Linked DNA regions of Homo sapiens: region 1 is linked to region 2. A link is an interaction called in ENCODE POLR2A ChIA-PET data of the cell type or tissue named here. Cell type or tissue: Panc1. All regions are shown on one strand. Links, peaks and the distances in the headings refer to the core of each region. The heading gives the core; the rest is flanking DNA.

Region 1 (5,367 bases), core at 213-5,212, 1.0 Mb before region 2:
AGCAGGCCTGGGTCTGGCTCCGTCTGTCGCCAGCACCTGACTTCTCGTGGTTCCCGGTGAAGTCTCTGTAACACTCCCAGGCACTAGCCTGGGTGCTGGGAGACTTGCGTTCCAATCGGGAGCAAGATGCCTGAAGGCCGCCTACTTCCCCTCTAGGGGCCACGATTTCCTCCTGTATAAAGGGAGGCAGGGATTCGACAACTGTTGCTTCCAGCTACAAAATTCCATCAATGGGGGACTGAAAATAATAGACAGTGTTCTTGCCCTTGGGGAATTCACAGCCTTCCTGGGAGGCAAGGCCTATAAACAGAATGTGAATGCAAACACACAAAGCCACGCATCAATAAGAGCTCAATGACCGGCAAGGGGAGGGGCCTGCATTTGTGCAAAAAATGGGACGTTCCTCACTTTATAGTCACTGCATTTTCCCTTATTTTGTGGAATACCATCATTTCATTACATATGCTCCTTCCCTCCCCCTGCGATATTTTATTTTGAAAACATTTCAAGCATCATGAAAAGATGAAAGAATTTTATAGTGAACACCAGAATTCTCACCACTTAGATTTTACCATACTTGCTTGGTCACACATCTGTCCATTTAGCCCCATATCAAACATTTTTGATGTATTTCAAAGTAAACTGTAAACATTATATTTGCTGCATTTTGTCTTATTTATTTTTTGAGACAGAGTCTTGGTCTATCGTTCAGGCTGGAGTGCAGTGGCACAGTCATGGCTAACTGCAGCCTCAATCTCCTGGGCTCAAGCAATCCTCCCACCTCAGCCTCCCAAGTAGCTGGGACTACAAGCACACACCACCATGCCTGGCTAATTTTGTAATTTTTTTTTGTAGAGACGAGGGTCTCATAATGTTGCCCAGGCTGGTCTTGAAATCCTGAGCTCAAGCAATCCTCCTGCCTCAGGCTCCCAAAGTGCTAGGAATACAGGTGTGAGCCACAGCACCCAGCTGCTTGCTGCACTGATATAAATAGAACCTTCCATTCATGTCAGATACTGATTGAGGGTCTGCTCCGTGCTGGACATCATCTCACAGGTATTGGGGGAGGCCCTACTTAAAAGAATCCTATAGTGGCGGCTTTCGAAAAGGCAACATTCAAGGGACTCTTTCTTTCTTGAAGTAAAAGCTTTCATTGACTTTATTTTTATTTAAAAAAATATACATATATGTGTGTGTATATATATACGTGTATATATATGTATATATGTGTATGTATATATATATATTGAGACAGAGTCTTGCTTTTTCATCCAGGCTGGATTGCAGTGGGGTGATATCGGCTCACTGCAACCTCTGCTTCCCAGGCTCAAGCAATTCTCCTGCCTCAGCCTCCCTTACAGGTGCGCGCCACCACACCCAGCTAATTTTTGTATTTTCAGTAGAGACGGGGTTTCACCATGTTGGTCAGGCTGGTCTTGAACTCCTGACTTCAGTTGATTCGCCCGCCTTGGCCTCCCAAAGTATTGGGATTACAGGCGTGAGCCACCGCGCCTGGCCATCACCCGGCTGACTGACTATTTTTTAGGCACATTTTCTTGCTGGGTTTGCTTGGATGGGGGTCCTGAAAATACCAAAGAGATACAAGATAATTGATAGGCACTGAGTCAGTCCTGGGAAGCTTCTGAAAAAGGAGAGCTTTGAGTCGGTTTTGAGGGTAAAAGACGCCTGGCTCTCTCCTGCCTGGAGGTCTTCTGTGCTGTTCCCTCTACTAGGAACACTCTCCATGCCCCTCGGCCCCTCATACTGGCTCTTCCCTACCCTTTGCATCTCAGCTACCTTGACCGCTCAACCTGAGCTACGGCCACCCTGTCACTCTCTCTCATAGCGCTGATCTTGTTTTTCTTGTTGGTTATGACAATCTGTAATCATATTACAAATATCGTATCCATTTCCCCCCAGACAAAGAGGTTCAAGCAGTGATGTCAAGGCCAGGCATGAATGTCTGGCAAGGAGCAGAAGGGAAGCCACTGACTTGAGCAGGTTGGGAAGGGCCATGGAACGAGTGTGAGCAAGACACAGGCTGCTTTGCCTGAGATGGGTGGAGCCAGGCTAGGGAGAAACACAGAGAGGAAGGGCCGGTTTCTGAGGATGTTGAAGAACAGGGAGAGGAGTTTGGGTGTGGCTCTCACCGGGCATCTTTTACAGGGTCTGTGCTAAGCACTTACAGGCATGATTCATTTCATCCCCACAACCATCCGGGAGGCAAGTACCATGATCATTGCCCTCACAGATGTTGAAGAAGAGGTGCACGGAACGGAGCGTGTTGCCTGAGGCCACCCTGCTAGTCAGTGGTGATGGCCAGGCTCCAGTTCAAGGGCACTTCCCTGCTGAACATCTCTAGCAGTGAGGTGGCATGCTGCCCTTGCGACCCCCAGGAAGCGGGAGGGGGCTACATCCAAATGAGTGGGTTTTTTTTTTTTTTTTTTTGACAGAGTCTTGTTCTGTTGCCCAGGCTGGAGTGCAGTGGTGCGATCTTGGCTCACTGCAACCTCCGAACCCCGGGTTCAGGAGATTCTCCTGCCTCAGCCTCCTAAGTAGCTGGGATTACAGGCGCACACCACGCCTGGCTAATTTTTGTATTTTTAGTAGCCATGAGGTTTCACCATGTTGGCCAGGCTGGTCTCGAACTCCTGACTTTAGGTGATCTGCCTGCCTTGGCCTCCCAAAGTGCTGGGATTACAGGTGAGAGCTACCCTCTCCTGGCTCCAAATGAGTGTTCTTTAAAAGTAAGTTTCTGCATCTGGCATTTTTTTTTTAATTGAGGCAGGGTCTCACCCTGTTGTCCAGGCTGGAGTGCAGTGGCGTAATCATGGCTCACTGCAACCTCAGCCTCCTGGATTCAAGTGATCCGTGTGCCTCAGCTTCCCAAGTGGCTGGGACTATGGGCACACGTCACTACACCCTGGCAATTTTTGTATTTTTTGTAGAGACAGGGTCTCACGATGTTGCCCAGCTTGGTCGGGAACTCTTGGGCTCAAGCAATCTTCCCTCCTTGGCCTCCCACGGTTTTGGGATTACAGGCATGAGCCATGCATCTGGCATTTTCAGGATGTGTGCATGTGTGTGTCACAAGATTAAACAACTGCCAAGAAAGCATTCCAGCCACAGCAATGTGACCAGCACTGCCGAGAACATATATTGAGTGCTTCTGAGTGGCAGACACTTCTCTAAGCAATTTACATGTATTACTTCACTTAATCCTCACATTCACCCCTCTTTACAGATGAGAAAACTGTTGCACAGATGGGTTAAGATCATGGTTAGTAAGCGGTGGAGCTAGGGTTTGAATGTAGGCTCTGGGATAGGCACCGTGGAAGAGGTAAGACTGTAGGTGCCAGTTTGAGATCTGGGACCCCCCAGAAGGGAGCAGAGACATCACCCACCCCCAAAGCCTCATCTTCCCACTAGACTGAGTCCAGCCTCCAATCTCCCTCCTCCCTGGTCTCTCTACTCCACAACCCCCAACAATCAGTTCCCTAGGGGAACTCTGTTAGCACCCGTGGCAGCCCAGAACCCTTGGCTGGTTCTACCTCATTCAGAGTAAAAATAAAAGTCAAAGTTGGCCAGGTGTGGTGGCTGACGCCTGTAATCCCAGCACTTTGGGAGGCCTAGGCGGGTGGATCACTTGAGGTCAGGAGTTCCAGACCAGCCTAGACAACATGGTGAAACCCCGTTTCTACTAAAAATACAAAAATTAGCCAGGCGTGGTGGCAGGCGCCTATAATCCCAGCTACTCGGGAGGCTAAGGCAGGAGAATCACTTGTACGCTGGAGGCGGAGGTTGTGGTGAGCCGAGATTGCGCCATTGACCTTCAGCCTGAGCGACAGAGCAAGACCCAGTCTCAAAAAAAAAAAAAAAAAAAAAAGCCAGTCTTCATAATAGTCCGCAAGACCCCAGGATCTTTCCCTCTTTGACTTTAGCTTCTCCCATCCCAACACTGCTCCAGCCACAATGGTTCTCAAATACAGTAGGCAGGCTCCTGCCTCCAGGCCTTTGCATGGCTGTTCCCCCTGCTTGGAATCCACTAGCCCCAGCTAATCCCCATGGCTCACTCTTCCACTCCCTGCAGGGGTCAGCTCACAGGCCACATCTCAAAGAGCCTTTCCCGAGTACCCTATTTAAAACACCTCTCTGTCACCTATTGCCTAACTTCCCCCACCATGAATGTAAGTTCTGCAAGGAGAATGCTTTTTTTGAGACAAGGTCTCACTCTGTCACCCAGACTGGAGTGCAGTGGTGTGGTCATAGCAGCCTCAACCTCCAGAGCTCAAGCGATCCTCTCACCTCAGCCTCTGGAGTAGCTAGAACTACAGGTGTGCACCACCACATCCAACTACTTTTTCAAAAACATTTTTTATAGTTGGGGTCTCTCTGTGTTGCCCAGGCTGGTCTCGAACTTTTGACCTCAAGTGATCCACTTGCCTCGGCCTCCCAAAGTGCTGGGCTTGCAGGCATGAGCTGGGATTATGAGGTGTCACTCAGCTGGAGAATGGTTTCTAGGCTGTATCCCCAGTGTCTGGAATAGGCGTGTCACGGAGCAGGTAGTCATAAATATTTGCTGAATGAATGATGTGAATTAGAGAGAAGAGCTGAGACCAGAGGGCCTTGGACATGACATAGGCATATCAGATTTGTGGGTGCCATCACGCATAAGAACATGGGTGGCATGGTGATGGAGGAGAGAAAGCTGTTTGGAGTCAGACTGACCTGGCTCAAGTTTTTTTTTGTTGTTGTTGTTGTTTTGAGACGGAGTTTCGCTCTGTTGTCCAGGCTGGAGTGCAATGGTGCAATCTCGGCTCACTGCAACCTCCACTTTCCAGGTTCAAACAATTTTCCTGCTTCAGCCTCCTGAGTAGCTGGGATTATAGGTGCCTGTCACCACGTTCGGCTAATTTTTGTATTTTTAGTAGAGAGGGGGTTTTCACCATGTTGGCCAGACTGGTCTTGAACTCCTGACCTCAGATGATCCACCTGCCTTAGCCTCCCAAAGTGCCTGGCTCAAGTTTTGACAACTCTATTTTACCACAGTCTTTTCACATATGATTTTGTGTGTGATGCTGAGCCACTTGGGCCTCAGTTACCTCATCTGTATAATGGGAATAATATTAACCTCTTGTGGTCATATTGAGGATTCAATGAGATCATGTATGTGAAAGCACCTAATATTTTATTTGGTTCACACTAGTTATTTAATAAGGATGCCCTAGGGCTGATCTGAGGTGGCTCCTCAGGCCCAGCGATGTCTGAGGGGCAATTTTTTCCTAGCAGGTAGAACACAGGCCTGTTGGTGGCATGGGAGAATTGAGGTGATCCATGGACACGGCTTTGAATAACTGAATCACACAG
Region 2 (5,367 bases), core at 80-5,079:
GCCCACACTGCTCCCCACACCTCTGCCCAGGTCTCATAAATCCTGCCCAGTGGCCCCTCCCCACACAGCCCCCCAAGAGCAGTTCCACTTGGGATTGTCATGGTACCTGCAGCTCAGCAAGCTGACATCTGTGCTTCCCACCCCAACAGGGGCAGGGAGCCCGGATGAAGAAAGAATGAGGGCAGAGGGCACCCCATGCCCAAGACCCACCCACCCCAGGACCCTCCAAGAGGCCATCAGGGCGACGCCAACACACACACAGACACACACACACACACACAAACAAACACACAATTACACCCCACAGTGTGGTCACTTACAGGAGGTGAGCCTTTTCCACTGGTGGGTCAGGCCTCAGTGGGGTCACTGAGAACCCACCAAATCCTCCCAAATCCCAGCGTCAGGGCTCTGTTGGTCTCGCTCCAGTTCAATCCCTCTCTCCCTCTCTCTCTGCAGCTTATCCTGTCTCCGTATCTTTCCCCCTCATTCTCGGAGTCACTCAGTCTCCCTCTTAAACAACAGGTCTCTCTCCCACTCCACCTCCCACCATCTCTCCCAATCTCTCTCATTCATTTTCTGAAATATTCAATCCCTTTCACACACGACTTTCTCCGTCTCTCTCATTGATACACACACTCTCCCCCCATCCCTGTCTCTCTCTCACACACACACACATGCACACACACACGCACACAGGCAGACTCAGCCCTCCAGGGTCTATGTCTCTGAGCTGAGCCCCGCTGAGAGGCAGGCTTGTCTGGGGATTGCAGGGAGCACTCACGCCCACATAGGATGTGTCCACGTGGACAGCGCTTGGCCCTTTATGTACCCACTGTGGATCCTTCACTAGGCAACCAGGCTGGACTTGGACCAGTGCAGGTGGAACTAAGCCAAGACCCTGAAGGCCAGGGCAGGGTCAGCTCCAGCCTCAGCACTCGCCCTAATCCAGGCACGGTGGAGAGTAGCGTGAGCCACCAGGCGGGCCCAAGCTGAAGAGCTCACCGCATAGCGGGGACAGGGATGGCAGGAGACTTGCCACTCAGACCAGGGAAGGATGACAGGGACCCCAGGCACAGGCACAGGTGTCAGCAGAGACCACATCAGTGGGGGTCCCCTTGGGCAGGTGGGGGGTGGCATCCAGGGCTGGAGGGTCACAGGCCACTGGCATGGCTCAGCCCAGTTCTCACACAGCATCCTCCATCTCTATAATCATGGGGTCAGTGTCACCCCTGGGCATGAAATGGAGATACTGCTGTTGGCAAATGAGCTTGGAGAGCAGAGGCCAAGACTTCTGGGTGTCAAGTGAGGTGTCACAACTGGGGCCTGACTTCATAGAGGCCAAGGTTTCTTCATAGAGGAAGAAACCCCGGGAGAGTGGCTCCCACGGAGGGAACTGCCATGCACAGCTCCGGGGGAGGAGGTGGAGCAGTGGCCACCAGCCCTGACAGAAGGCAATGCGGGGCCCAGGGGCCCAGAAAGAAAGGGCAGAGTGTGGCCTGGTGAGGCCACTGCCCCAAGGGCCTATGCAGTCCCTTGACTGCGACCTTTGACAAAGTGTGTTACTTGGGTGGGGTTGGGGGGACTCCAAGCTGTGATGACTCAGGCCAGCTGGCAGGAGCGTGCATGGTGACCGGGATGGAGCAGGGTTCAGTGAAGCAACCCCATGGATATAAGCACAGGGCCCACCATGGCACATGCAAAGGAAGGGGAGGAGAAGGACCGGGTTGGCAACAAGGAGAAACCCGGCTCAAAGCAGGTTTGAGGGAGGAAGCAGAGAGGACAGTTCAGAGGACAGCTTTGCAACTGACCAGTTAGAAGGCAAAGGAGCCCAGGCCAGGCACGGTGGCTCAAGCCTGTAATCCCAACACTCTGGGAGGCCAAGGTGGGCTCGCTTGAGGTCAGGAGTTTGACACCAACCTGGCCAACATGCTGAAACCCCCTCTCAACTAAAAATACAAAAAGTAAGGCCAGGCACAGTGGCTCACGCCTGTAATCCCAGAACTTTGGAAGGTCAAGGCGGATGGATCGCTTGAGGCCAGGAGTTCCAGACCAGTCTGGCCAACATGGTGAAACCCCGACTCTACTAAAAATACAAAAATTAGCCAGGCCTGGTGGCGCACACTTGTAATCCCAGCACTTGGAAGGCTGAGGCAGAATGCTTGAACGTGGGAGGCAGAGGTTGCAGTCAGCCCAGATCACGCCACTGCACTCCAGCCTGGGCGACAGAGCTAGACTCTGTCTTTAAAAAAAAAAAAAAAAAAAATAGCTGGGCGTCATGGGGCACACCTGTAGTCTCAGCTACTGGGGAGGCTGAGGCATGAGAATTACTTGAACCCTGGAGGCAGAGGTTGCAGTAGGCCCAGATTGTGCCAACGCACTCCAGCCTGGGCGACAGAACGAGACCCTGTCTCAAAAAAAAAAAAAAAAAAAGCCGGGCACAGTGGTACACACCTGTAATCCCAGCACTTTGGGAGGCTGAGGTGGGTGGATCGCCCCTGAGGTCAGCAGTTGGAGACCAGCCTGACCAACATGGTGAAACCCCATCTCTACTAAAAATACAAAATTAGCCGGGCGTGGTGGCGTGCGCCTGTAGTCCCAGCTACTCGGGAGACTAAAGCAGGAGAATTGCTTGAACCCGGGAGGCGGAGGCTGCAGTGAGCCAAGATTGTGCCACTGCACTCCAGCCTGGGTGACACAATGACACTCCGTCTCAAAAAAAAAAAAAGAAAAGAAAAGAAAAAGCAGCTCAGCTAGCAGGAGAGAGCCAGCACCGGAGCCTCCACGCCTGGACTTTACTCTCTGGCCCCAGTGGGATCACCTCCTCCAAGAAGTGGCCCCTGGTCCTGCTGAAGGCCCCACTCTAAGATGCAGCGCTCTCCACGCTGTGTAAGTCCCTGGCTAAGGCTCCCTGACCACCCCTGTACTTGCCGGCTCAGCCCACCAGGTGGCGCCCGCGCCATGCCTCGGCCCTGCTGGACTCCGAAGCCGCCACTTCCCTGCGGGCGCCTCCTGGTGTTTGTTCCCTTGGGCTCGGCCTGGACAGCCCTGCTGGTTCCCGGAGCCTAGCCCAGCCCCGCGAGTGATTCACAGAACTCACACCTGACGGTGGGGGAGGAAGGGGAGAGCAGCAGCCAAGAGGTGGGTCCAGGCTCTCCCAGGGGCGAGTGACTTCAGTCCAGATGTCCCCTGAACCCCTGGGGATTCCGCATCAGGACCAGGGCCTCCCATGTCCAGACCCCACATTCCCGTCAGTGTGTCCCGGGGAGCACGGAGGGACCTCCACACTGCATTTCATGGGGCGACCGCCCTTAACACCCGGACACACACGGAACCCCACACTACCCTAAAGTCTGAAAGGTGGACACGCGTGGCGAAGTTTTAGAGGAATTTCAGGACAAAAGTCCTGAAACCACAAGGTTCTTACCACCTGAAAACCAGCTCCGTAACAGACAAACTAGACACTTGTGAGTTTGCCGGCATTTGCTTTAAAAATAACAAGGCTGGTCCAAGATCTTAGAAGAAAATTATATTCTTTTAAAGAAAATGAAAATATCCTCAAGGGAAAAACTTAATTTAAGTCAAATCTTGTCCTTTTGTCGTGGAGCCCCTTGCCCCGCGCGCAGACACAGGCTTTCCTGAAGCGTGGCCAGGGCGCCCCTCTCATCGCTCCTGAGCGTGACCCGGGGCTGGAGCCGCACGGGGATTTTCCCGAGCTGAGCAGGGGGGTCGGGGGGCCCAAGCCAGGAGCCCTGGAAGAGGGAGCAGGGCGGCAACTGGGGCCGCAAACACCCATCAAAGTCCCCAGGACCAATTCCCACAGACACCACGTGGCCACAGGCAGTGCCCTTTGCAGGCCCCCTCCCCAAGGGTGTCACCCCTCACCCCCTCCTGGGACCCCGCCTAAACCAGGCACCCTTCCACCCACCAGCAGGAACTGCGCTAGGAGATGCAGGAACACCCATGTCCCCGCCAGCCCCGCCTTCCAGACCACACCCTGCCCGGGAGTGCGCTTTGCGAGGTCGGGGTCGGGGGGGAGGGCGGGGGCCAGGCCCCTGAACAACAGACAGCAGCTCCCACCCAGCAATGCAGCCGGGTCACCTCGCACCCCTGGCCAAGGCAGGGGCCCTCTCCAGCCTGGTGACCCACGGCCTACCCTGAGGCTGCAGGGCACAGGGGGCCTCCAAGTGGAAAGCTGGTGATGGGGTGGGTGGGAGGCAGGGCCCGCAGGGAAGTGACTTGAGCAGGCACAGACGGTGAATAAATAGAAGCTTCCACGCGGGGGTCCGGCCCCTGCAGACAGCAGCTCGGTGGGAAACTGATTGGAGGGAGCTCCCCTGACGCTGACCAGGGCCACCCACGCGGGCCCTCCCTCCACACCCACACCCACCCCGGCCCAGGGACGGGTTTTCCCCTGCTCAGAGCTCAGTGACGTGCACAGTGGGTGAGGGAAGAGGCCCAGGTTGGAGGCGCCGCAGGTGGCAACGACGACACAGTAGGTGGCCCGCCAGGGGATAGCAACGGCGTCCCTCCTCCCCGCTCAGCTGCAGCCCGCAGTCCTAGGGAAGAACACAGCCCCCAGCCCCAGAGTCAGCAGACAAGCGCACATCAGAGGTCACGGGACGGGGGAGGGACGGAGGGGAGGGGCAGATCTGCAGGGTGCCGCAAAACAACATGAAGACTCTTCCGCCGGGCGCAGGGGCTCACACCTGTAATCCCAGCACTTTGGGAGGCTGAGGCGGCTGGATCATCGCTTCGGTCAGGAGTTCGAGACCAGCCCAGCCAACATGGTGAAACCCTGTCTCTACTAAAAATACAAAATTAGCCGGGCATAGTGGCACATGCCTGTAATCCCAGCTCCTTGGGAGGCTGAGACTGGAGAATCACTTAAACCCGGGAGGCAGAGGTTGCAGAGAGCAGAGAGCCTGCCATTGCATTCCAGCCTGGGTGACAACAGCGAAACTCCATCTCAAAAAAAAAAAAAAAGACTCTTCCTCTGCCAGAGGGGGTATGGGAAGCCCGGCGTGGAGCACTGGAGACTGGAGCTGCCTCTCAGGTATCCAAGAGGAAGTCACTGGATATAAGTCAGACTGCGGGGAGAGGGCTGAGCAGTCAACATGGGTGTCAGCATAAAAACCTGATGGTTTGGGTGTTTTTTGTTTATTCGTTTGTTGTTGTTTGAGACAGGGTCTCTCACTGTCACCCAGGCTGGAATGCAGTGTCTGGATCCCAGTTCACTGCAGCCTCGACCTCCAGGGCTCAAGTGATCCTCCCACCTCAGCCTCCTGAGTAGCTGGGACCACTGGCGCACCCTGCCACGCCCTGTGAATTTTGTTTATTTTTTGTAGTGATGGGGTTTCATGTTGCTCA

What was found. Peaks named below come from ENCODE experiments on the same cell type or tissue, not always from the same donor. Only the 100,000 strongest peaks of a DNase experiment are listed, where the experiment ranks them.
Region 1: POLR2A ChIA-PET joins it to region 2 with 6 read pairs; 1 of 35 experiments calls an interaction of 5 or more read pairs at or near these places.

Annotation. Positions count from the first base shown.
Region 1 is chr19:35,516,238-35,521,604 of GRCh38, reverse strand. No RefSeq gene overlaps it. Among named protein-coding and RNA genes, the nearest start is that of DMKN, 5.3 kb to the right of the region's middle. In Panc1, for the core only: no CTCF peak of the experiment used is centred there; a DNase peak (open chromatin) is centred at 3,074.
Region 2 is chr19:34,499,318-34,504,684 of GRCh38, reverse strand. It overlaps WTIP (WT1 interacting protein), which reads right to left. Exons shown (of 8, transcript NM_001080436.2): 8 at 1-4,556. The coding sequence ends at 4,416. Among named protein-coding and RNA genes, the nearest start is that of WTIP, 20 kb to the right of the region's middle. RefSeq lists an enhancer at 445-1,266 and a silencer at 2,816-2,875. In Panc1, for the core only: a CTCF peak has its summit at 2,970 (motif pointing right); a DNase peak (open chromatin) is centred at 2,934; H3K27ac peaks cover 341 bases.